Regions from separate parts of the Homo sapiens genome. Here region 2 is linked to region 1. A link is a contact called in ENCODE Hi-C data. All regions are on one chromosome and are shown on one strand. Each heading gives the region's core, a stretch centred on a gene start or an enhancer-like site at or near the end of the contact. The rest is flanking DNA. Distances are from core to core; before and after follow the strand shown.

What was found. Hi-C counts contacts between places; a loop is a spot of excess contacts on that map. Pooled maps may share reads with other maps.
Region 2: a map of PC-3 shows a loop between it and region 1 (5-fold over the local background). The contact joins two enhancer-like sites. A Hi-C loop is called at or near these places in 5 of 168 maps with a recorded cell type or tissue (HCT116, PC-3, PC-9 and 2 more) and 3 of 50 pooled maps.

The regions. Positions count from the first base shown.
Region 1 is chr6:144,794,970-144,800,817 of GRCh38, reverse strand. UTRN (utrophin) reads right to left here. Exons shown (of 75, transcript NM_007124.3): 64 at 2,828-2,994. Among named protein-coding and RNA genes, the nearest start is that of TRQ-TTG4-1, 380 kb to the left of the region's middle. Within about 2 kb of position 2,422, at least 3 of the 41 ENCODE cell types and tissues checked have a DNase peak (open chromatin) inside an H3K27ac peak, as active enhancers do.
Region 2 is chr6:144,920,316-144,925,824 of GRCh38, reverse strand. No RefSeq gene overlaps it. Among named protein-coding and RNA genes, the nearest start is that of TRQ-TTG4-1, 260 kb to the left of the region's middle. Within about 2 kb of position 4,109, at least 2 of the 41 ENCODE cell types and tissues checked have a DNase peak (open chromatin) inside an H3K27ac peak, as active enhancers do.

The DNA.
Region 1 (5,848 bases), core at 1,173-3,672:
TTCTGGCATTTCCACTTAATGGAAATGTTCAACAACACACTCATAGGTTTAGCTACTATCACACTAATGATGTTATTGGTAGTAACAAAAAGAGCCAACATTTACTGAATGCCTACTCTGTGATAGGAACTGCCCTAGATACTTTCATGTATTAACTATTCCTATGAGGAAACACTCATAGAATTTGAAGTTGAAGAAACTCAGGTTCAAGCAGGCCAAGTATCTTATTCAAAGTCTCAGCACCAAACAATAGATCCAGGATTGAAATCCAAGTAGCCTGACTCCAGAGCTACTTCTCAATACACTATCTCCTGAATATCCTCCCATAACCTTAATCTCTGACCTGCTGGTCAACTTCACATCTCTATCATAGAGACATTTACAGGTCAATTTGATAGTACTAGCAGAAACTTAAACCCTTGAAATTTAACACTTCAGGTTGTTCACCCTTTATAATTGCTCTTTCATATTTTTCTTATTAAATATTTCAAGTTAATTCAAAAGTAGGGAGAATATAATAAACATCCATGTCCCACAACTCAGTTAAATCTTAATATTCTACATAGTTGCTTCAGGTCATTTTTAATTTAAGAAATGAAACTTTAAAGGTCATTCAAATATTTAATGTTTTTAGAGTATTTTATCCTCTCCTTCACTCTCTACATCCATCAGATGCTGAGAAACATGGTCCCTCATGGCATCTCTAGGTTATACCAATGGCCATATATGGCAGATTTTATATATATCTATATATGGCAGTCTCTTCCCAAGTCAATTAATCTGGATCTTTCCCATGGCTTCACATTACCGTTTATATCCAGAGTAATATTTTTGGTCTAATAATTAGTGCTTTAAATCAATTGCTCTTTTCAATACCATTTAATTACTTCTTAATATTAAATCTCTCTCTCCTAAAAATCTAATCTGCTTTTTAAAACCATCTTGATTAAGAACACAAACTGGAAAACCAAAGGGTTCTGGATTTGAATCCTAACTTTGTCTCTGCACAATCGGCTGCCTGGCCTTGGGCAAGTTGACTAATCTTGGAGTCTTAGTTCCTTTATGTGTAAAGTAGAGGTAATACTCCCAATCTTACAGAGTTATTAAGAAAAGTGACTAAAATAACAAATATAACACCTCTTAGCACATTGTCTGGCATAAAGTAAACAATAAATAGCAGTGATTATTAGCTTTGATGACTACATCTCTCATTTGAATTATCTTCCCAGTAGTAGACTGACCTTGCCACATTCCAGCTATTCCCTCTCCCATACATCTATGTCTACCAGATACTCCAAATGTAGCCATTCCAAGAACCCTGCTGCATTTAAACTGTGACTTTACCATTCTTCTTCTTCCAACATTTGTGCTTTGACTTCCACTGGAAGTCATCTATTACCCTAGCTGTCTGCCAGGCTAATGCTCACTCTACTTCACACTACCTACCTGTCTTTTCCTCCTCTTAGAATGCATAGCAGCAAGGCCCTCTGACCTCACAATACTTTAGTCTTCCCAACTACACCATAATGCATGAGAGAAGAGAACTTTTGAATTTTCATTTCTTATGTTAGCCATCCACAGAGAATGCAATGATATGCTTCGTACAAACTATTATGCTGATAAAGTCAGTCAAATGAAAACAATTCTGTTTAATTCAAGATACTAATACTGATACAATATACAACAACAACCAATCCCAGCCCTCCTGATTTGACTCTCCCTCAGAGAATCACCGTATTGGTACTTGATCTTCTGGTACGAATAAAAGATACACATAGGGCCAGGTATGGCGGCTCACGCCTGTAATCCCAGCACTTTGGGAGGCCAAGGAGGACAGATCACATGGTCGGGAGTTTGAGACCAGCCTGGCCAACATAGTGGAACCCAGTCTCTACTAAAAATACAAAAATTAGCTGGGTGTGGTGGCATGCACCTGTAGTCCCAGCTACTCGGGAGGCCGAGGCAGGGGAATCGCGTGAACTTGGGAGGCAGAGGTTGAAGTGAACCAAGATCGTGCCACTGCACACCAGCTTGGGTGACAGAGTGGGACTTGGTCTCAAAAAATAAATAAAAAAAGACACACACAAAATCTTGAATTTCCCTACTGAGTAGGCTTATGTTGTTTCATAATAGATTTCCAAATTAAACTGGGGCTATTTTCCAGATTCCCCCCAGTAGAGAAATATAATATATTCAAGAGGTCAAATGCATACCTATGTTAAGAGGAGTGGATCAGGATGTCCAAAAATGTCCACCTTAGGACAAACCACAGACTCTGCACTGTCGGCTTTGGGGTCACAAACTGAAGAGTCTGACACACTGATTACATTAAAGTATGGCATTTAGCAGTGCTCCTCATGGGAAGAAGTCGGGTTAATGTACTTCACATCAAACTTGGCAGAAATAACACAAAGTAATTTGATTACTTCTCAGCTGGTAATTAAACATTGCTTCCTGCTTACTAAGTTTGACCCCAAGACCTCAGAATATTTACCAAATTCCATCAGGGTTATATATTTATAATCAGCCATACAGTTTTCATGGATGAATCATTTCTGTGACCTAAGTAAACAGACATTCATAAAAATCTCTGGTTCTGATCCAAGTAGTGTAAATGACAATAATAATAGCAACAATAATAAAATATGCTTCATGTAGTAGTTATAAAAAGAAATGCTACTTTTAGATAGATGAGACATACTGAACATACCATTTATTTAGAAAGCAAACCTCCAAATGGGAATGAATGGGAATGGAGGATGGACGTACCACTGAGATTACACAAAGGAAACAGAAAATAGCCTCCTCCAGCACTGGCACGCCTTACCTGAACCCGACAATTGGACATTCTTTACAGATGTTGCATTTGGCCTGATGTTTTGCAGTCTCCGCTGCTGCCACTCGATGTAAAACTGGGAGCCAAACCATGGACTGTGGTTCCAAATGCATCCAATCTATAAACTCTTTCACACTTATTTCTGGTTTATTGTTATTCTGGTGAAAAAAGAAATATATTAAAAGTGAAGAAATGCCTTCATTTAAACTGTAGCTAGTGTTGTTGCTTCATAATCTTCTGAAAATTTGTGCAGAAGAGGAAACTATATAACTCTTTCCATGTCAGTTAAGTCACAATGCTTTAAGGTTCTTCAAGTCAAGAAAATTCTAGAACTTATGAGTAGAAAAAGCAGAAATTGTCACATAGGAAGAAGCAAAAAAATACCAAGACTTCAATATACTCAGATTTTGAAAGAAACAAAAGCAAAAACCCAAACCACTCAATTTAAAGTCATCTTTTTACATAAATAATTCTGTAAAACTCATTTGGCCGGGTGTGGTGGCTCAAGCCTGTAATCCTAGCACTTTGGGAGGCCGAGGCAAGCGGATTGCCTGAGCTCAGGAGTTTGAGACCAGCCTAGGCAACACGGTGAAACCCCGTCTCTACTAAAACACACACACACAAAATTAGCTGGGCCTTGTGGCGTGCACCTGTAGTCCCAGCTACTCGGGAGGCTGAGGCAGGAGAATCGCTTGAACCTGGGAGGCGGAGGTTGCAGTGAGCCGAGATCACGCCACTGCACTCCAGCCTGGGCAACAGAGCAAGAATATATCTCAAAAAAAAAAAAAAAAATTTCATCTAAGACAGTAAAAACTTGTGAAAGACTCACCGATAATTTTACAAACTTGAAGGCCATTATAAATGCTAAATAAAAGCTGTCATTTTTGTGTGTCCTGCTCTAGTCCCATTATATCATCACACAGAAAGCATATTGCTATGGATGTACTTTGCAGAATTTATCAGGATAAATTACATAAAACTCCCCAATCCCTCTTCAATTCCCAATACTAAGTAATTTTCCTATGTGCAAAGCTAAATATCTACCAATTTTATCCTCCTGTTGCTGTTGAGGTCATTCTGTGAACCTACATGTATGACTATAAATCATATTTAGAATTTGCATTTGATATTTTTTGTATTTCTAAAATAAGAAAAAGGGCCATTATAAAATGTAATAACCCATGACATCAATTCTCCTCAAAGACACGGTGTGAGCCTTTTTTTTCCCTAGCAATGATAAATCACTGGATATGCTTTGCCAAAATATCTGTAGACTTGTACTTTATGCATATGTATAACATCAGTAGTAACATTTCTAAAATGTCTTTATATGCAGTAAACATTAAAAAGAAATGAAAGTGCTTTCTCAGTTTCAAATTAGTAACTTAGATCAGTATAAAACTTCGTACATCTTTCTTTTGTATGCATAGTCTCAAAGAAAAAAAACTGATACTTTAATAACATCTTTAATGTATATATATTTTAAAAATCTTGTCTTAAAAAGAACTCAGGACATTTTAATTCAGTTCTTTAGCAGATATTTATTAAAGTAGTTATGATGTTCAAGGCACAGGAAATGTAATAATCTGAATATTTTTGTCCCCCAAAACTCATATGTTAAAAACCTAACCACTTAGGAGATGGTACGAGGAGGTAGAGCCTTTAGGAAATGATTAGGTCATGAGGGTGGAGCCCTCTTGAATGAGGTTAGTGCCCTTATAAAAGAGGCCCAAGATCTCAGAAATAATGCCACACATCTACAACCATCTGATCTTTGACAAACCTGACAAAAACACGCAATGGGTAAAGAATTCCCTATTTAATAAATGGTGTTGGGAAAACTGGCTAGCCATATGCAGAAAACTGAAACTTAACCCCTTCCTTACACCTCACACAAAAATTAACTCAAGATGGATTAAAGACTTAAATGTAAGACCTAAAACCATAAAAATCCTAGATGAAAACCTAGGCAATACCATTCAGGACATAGTCATGGGCAAAGACTTCATGACTAAAACACCAAAAGCAATGGCAACAAAAGGCAAAATTGACAAATGGGATCTAATTAAACTAAAGAGCTTCTGCACAGCAAACAAACAAACAAAAAACAAACAAAAACAAAACAACAACAAAAAACACCTATCATCAGAGTGAACAGGCAACCTACAAAATGGGAGAAAATTTTTGCAATCTATCCATCTGACAAAGGGCTAATATCCAGAATCTACAGAGAACTTAAACAAATTTACAAGAAAAAAATAAACAACCCCATCAAAAAGTGGGCAAAGGATATGAACAGACACTTCACAAAAGAAGACATTTATGCAGCCAACAAACATAGAAAAAAAGCTCATCATCACTGGTCATTAGAGAAATGCAAATCAAAACCACAATGAGATACCATCTCACACCAGTTAGAATGGTGATCATTAAAAAGTCAGGAAACACCAGATGCTGGAGAGGATGTGGAGAAATAGGAATGCTTTTACACTGTTGGTGGGAGTGTAAATTAGTTCAGCCATTGTGGAAGACAGCGTGGCAATTCCTCAAGGATATAGAACCAGAAATACCATTTGACCCAGAAATCCCATTACTAGGTATATACCCAAAGGATTATAAATCATTCTACTATAAAGACACATGCGCACGTATGTTTACTGAGGCACTATTCACAATAGCAAAGAGTTGGAACCAACCCAAATGCCCATCAATGATACACTGGATAAACAAAATGTGGCACAAATACACCATGGAATACTATGTAGCCATAAAAAAGGATGAGTCCATGTCCCTTGCAGGGAAATGGATGAAGCTGGAAACCATCATTCTCAGCAAACTAACACAAGAATAGAAAACCAAACACCACATGTTCTCACTCATAAGTGAGAGTTGAACAATGAGAACACATGGACACAGGGAGGGGAACATCACACACTGGGGCCTGTCAGTGGGTGGGGGACTAGGGGAGGGATAGCATTAGGGGAAACACCTAATGTAGATGATGGGTTGATG
Region 2 (5,509 bases), core at 2,860-5,359, 120 kb before region 1:
GCTATCAATACCCACAACAGTTACAGAGGCAAGGGAAACAGGCCCTTGAAAAGAAGGTAATGTGGAGTGGGTAGCCTCCATATTGATTAAGAAGGGGACGGGCTTACCTTCCACTGTGAGAGTTACCTAAAGCTCAGCATCCGTGATGGTCTATAGGGCTTCCGAGGCAACCGAGCAGCAGTCTTCAGCCGCTAAGCCGAGAAGATCTGGGAAGGAGTCAGTCAGAGAGCCTTGGGCCGGAGTTCCAGGGGCTCTGGGAGTGGCTGCCAGGTGAGTTGAACAGTCTGATTTTCAGTGGGGTCCCACACAGATGGGACGTGGCTTAGGAAGAATCCCGGGCTGCAGGCATTCCTTGGCCCAGTGGCCAGATTTCCGGCATGTGTAGCAAGCCCCTGGGGGAGGAGGTTCTGGAGGAACGCCTGGCTGCTGCAGTTCAGGCGTTTGGAAGTTCTTGTGTGCTGGAGATGTGGCTGGGGTTTGTCTCACAGTGGAGGCAAGGAATTGCAACTTTTTTCTGTTATTGTACACCTTGAAGATGGGGTTAATTAAATCCCGTTGTGGGGTTTGAGGGCCAGAATTTAATTTTTGGAGTTTTATTTAATGTTGGGAACAGATTGGGTAATAAAATGTATTTTGAGACTAAGACGGCCTTTTGACCTTTTAGGATCTAGGGCTGTAAAGCGTCTCAGGGTTGCCGAATGAGCCATGAACTGGGCTGGGTTTTTATATTTGATGAAAAAGAGCCTAAACGCTTCTGATTTGGGATAAAGAAAAAGGAGCATTAACCTTGACTATGCCTTTGGCTCCAGCCACCTTTTTGAGTAAATTGCTGGGCAGGTGGGGGAGGGCTAGTCACGGAACAAAACTGTAAGCCAGACCAGGTGTGAGAAGGGGAGGTGATACAAAGATTATAGGGTGGAGGAATGGAGGCTGAGGAAGAATTGGGATCTAGCTTGGCCTGGCAAGGAAGGGAGAGGTCAGATGGGTCTGTAGAAAAGGAAGATTAGAAAGACTCAGCGACGCTTGGGGTTGGGACTGAGGGGACAGGCGGGAGGGAAAGAAGGAAAATTTGGGACAAGTTGCACTGAGCACAGAGACTAGGAAGGGACTGATATGTAAAAGAATGCCTGGACATCAGGCACCTCAGACCATTTGCCTATTTTACAACAAGAATTATTTAGATCTTGTAGGATGGAAAAATTGAAAGTGCTGTTTTCCGGCTATTTGGAACTACTGTCAAGTTTGTATTTTGGTCAAGTGGCATTGCAGAAGAAAATAGGACGCTTAGATTTTAGGTCAGGTGAGAGTTGAAGAGGTTTTAAGTTCTTAAGAACACAGGCTAAGGGAGAAGGAGGAATGGAAGGTTGCCCATAGTGAAGGAGGCAAGCCCAGAGAAAAGAGTAGAGACATGGAGAAGGGCTGGGGGTTTCTTGCCCTCCAGAAAAGCAGAGAAAGGGTTGGGGCATGGAAATAAGGTATTGGGGGTTCTTGCACCCTAGAAAAGTGGGACTTGCCACTAACGGTGAAGGAGAAGGGGTTGAGGGGTTCTTGCCCCTGCCCCAGAAGAGCAGAGAAGGGGTAGAGACACAGAGAGAAGGGGTTGGGGTACTTGCCCCTCCCCCAGAGAAGAGGGACTTGCCACTAAGGCTGAAGGAGAAGGGGTTGAGGGGTACTTGCCCCTGCCCCAGAAAATCAGAGAAGGGGTAGAGACATGGAGAGAAGGGGTTGGGGTACTTACCCCTCCCCCAGAAAAGCAGGACTTGCCGCCAAGGGTGAAGGACCAAGGCAGGCATCCCTGTGTGGTCTGACACCTTTGAAACGTGGGTGAATAATCAGAGAGGCATCCCTGCAATGATTAAACACCAAGGGAAGGCTGCCTTCCCAGTCCGTGACCGGCGCCGGAGTTTTGGGTCCATGGATAAAATGTGTCTCCTTTGTCTCTACCAGAAAATGAAAGGAATTGAAATCAAGAGAAGGGAGAGATTGAAGTGTGGCGCCAAGATTGAAAGGAGAAAGAGGTTGAGGGATAGTGAGGGAGGTTGGAGAAGAGAGTAAAAAGAGGCCACTTACCGGATTTGAAATTGGTGAGATGTTTCTTGGGCTGGTCAGTCTGAGGACCTGAGGTCATAGGTGGATCTTTCTCACGGAGCAAAGAGCAGGAGGATGGGGGATTGATCTCCAAAGGGAGGTCCCCCGATCCAAGTCATGGCAACAAATTTCATGCACGTCAGTGTGAAGAGACCACGAAACAGGCTTTGTGTGAGCAATAAAGCTGTTTATTTCACCTGGGTGCAGGTGGGCTGAGTCTGAAAAGAGAGTCAGTGAAGGGAGATAGGGGTGGGGCCGTTTTATAGGATTTGGGAAGGTAATGGAAAATTACAGTCAAAGGGGGTTGTTCTCTGGTGGGTAGGGGCGGGGGTCACAAGGTGCTCAGTGGGGAAGCTTCTGAGCCAGGAGAAGGAAATTCACAGGGTTAATCACTCAGTTAAGGTGGGGCAGGAACAAATCACAATGGTGGAATGTCATCAGTTAAGGCGGGGCAGGGCCTTTTCACTTCTTTTGTGATTCTTCAGTTACTTCAGGCCATCTGGGCATATATGTGCAAGTCACAGGGGATGCGATAGCTTGGCTTGGGCTCAGAGGCCTGACAGTTTACTCTTCCAAACCCAAGCCTCTCTGTGTCCATTCTCAATCAGCCCTGACATTTAAAAGACCTGTCTTAAACCAGATTTCAAGAACTCAGTAATATTCTACTTTTTCTCTTCCACTCTAAGACTCTCCTAAGACTTTGTCAAGATAGTAGTCATCTTCCTGCATTAGTGATAAACTCAGTTTTGCTTTATCAGCAGGTCATTTTAATGATTTGGAGGAGGAATTGGCATTTGAGTTTATTCATTTTCCACTTACCCTGCTTATGTTTTATTCATACTATTTATTATTACCAGGTACCTATATAATCATTTATTTGTTACTCATTTATTATCTTTCCCTCAGACTAGAATATAAGCTCTTTCGTGTCAGGGATCTTATCTATCTTATTCTCAGCAAAATTCCTAGAAACTAGAGCAATGCCTGGCACAGTAAAATCTCATTAAATGTAAATTTAAAAGAGTGAGCTCTGCAGTTGTGCTGAGATGGGATCAAGGAGACAAGGCAGAAATAGAAGCCTATCCACATTCATCAAGATCGAATGCATTTCTGGGTGCCTGGAAGGATTAGAGAGGCTGTAGAAAATCCCTCCGAGTCCTGCACAACAGCACTGCACCACCAGAGCACAGATGCCATGGGGCCCATAGGGCTGTGTCCAGGGGATTCTGTGTGTTCCAGCACCCCTACCTCTCTGTAGCAAATGCAAAGCTTACCAGTGCTCTGTTCTGCCTTCCTCTCCTACCTCTCCTGTTTGCTGAAAGAAAGAGAGGCACGGTGGTGAAGCAACATGTCTGGGAACACTTCTGGTTCTGTTGGCTCTTCCTCCTGAGATGTCTGCCCTACATAAAAGCTGGCCAGAGTGAGGCTGCATGAGAAGCAGATGTTGGGCACACTCTCAGCCACAGCAGCTACTGGAGACACAGTCATGCTTTGGGAGGAGCATCTATACCAGGGCAGCCAGATAAAAGACAGAATGCCAAGTTAAATTTGAATTTTAGATACACAATGAATTGATTGTGGCATAATAGGACAAATAATTCATGAGATATATGTACACCAAAAATTAATGTGTTGTTTATCTGAAATTCTAATTTAACTGAGTGTCCTGTATTTTTATTTGCTAAATCTGGCAACTCTAATTTATACACTTACAAATGGGCACATGTAATAAATACAAGGGGACTACTGAATGTACATATCCCCAAATATTAATCAAGGATAACTTGTGTTTTTGTCAATTTTTAAAAATATATAAATCCCTATGACATAGTGGTTTCCCATTCAGATACCATAAAAATACAGCACTGACGGGCATGTGCCAAAACAATTAAGTAACACATACAGGCATAAACAGAATTCACTAACTAAATCAATACTATGTGGAAATTAAATATTAACCAAATGGAAACAAGCAAAGGAGTCAGCCACCGTTGCTCATGTTTTGGCAGAGACTCAGAGGCAGACAAAGGGGTGGAAAAGCTTGGAATAGAGAAAAGGGGGTTCAAACGTGCCCTGATCAGAGACTGCAGGCTTGGAGCAGGCTAACTCATCATGGAGCACGTCATATGGGTGCATATTTGGCTTTCTCTGGTTGGTCCTAAATGAGAAGTGGCGACAAAAAATAGGGGAGCTGTCAAGTATTATTGAAGTCCTGGTCTTTTTTTGCTAAATGTTACAGGGGTGATTGGCTTTCTGGATTGTTCTTAGAGGTCTGACTTCATGCAAACCTGACTTGGCTTTTTCCTGGGCAGGTCGCTGTCTGTAATGGGTCAGAGTTCTGTTTTTATCTACAGTGTGGCCATGGTCTGGATATTCAGTCCATCAGCTGTGAAGCTGCACTATCCAACCTGGTAGCCACTAGCCACATGTGGCTATTTGAATGTGAATTAATTAAAATTAAATTTAATTAAAAACTTATTCCCTCTATCAAATTAGTCACATTCCAAGCATTCAGTAGCCACATGTGGCTAATGCACTCTTAAATTGGATAGTGCAGATATAGAATCTTCCTGGCATTGCAGGAAGTTATATTTGACAGCACATGAGAGGACAAAATGCTTTTAAAACTTTGTTCATTAGACTTTCAAACACCTCTAGGAAAACACAAGCACCATTATTACCCCACTGGAAAAGCTCTACCTTCTCCATTTTCCCTCTGAGTCTCATTTCTTCTGTTTTTCCACAACTTTACATTTCTTATTCTCCTTCTTCATTACCAGACTGTGCCTTTGCCCTGTTTTGTGCTTTCCTAGTTTGCTGAGTTGATGGTCTCTTTTTTTCACAAATAGTTTTTAAAAGTTACTCTAGTGAACACTTATTGTCTAATGCTGCTTTTCTAGAAATGACTTCCTTTTCTGCTACCCACAAGCTTACCCCAGAAGCTGACACATTTCTACAGTGTGTCACCCCACCCTCAAACACCATGGTCTCATTGATTCAATGCCTGAGACAGCAATCAGTCCTGGGAATTGGGAAAGCAATTCTTTAGCTTGAGAGAGCAAGAAATCTGCTTCCCACTGGGTCACTAGTCTGCGATAAGTAACTGTTATCTGGAAGCACGAGGTACCAGCTCTTTTATACAAGGCCATAGAGCCTGTGAGAAAGCAATGAGAGAGAGTCATGAAAGAGATGTACAGAAGACGCGGAAATGTGAGATGGAGGAGGACTCTGGCTTCCTTGCAGCATTGCAATCTTTACTTTGGTTCCTAAGGTCTAGTTGCTTCATTGCCCTCAAATTCAATGACATGGTCCATGATCTGTCCAATAAATTTTCTTTTCTTTTTTTTGCTTAGAGTAGTTTGAATTGATTTTTGTTATTTGCAAGCAAAAGAGTCCTAATCAATATAAACTACAATCAAGG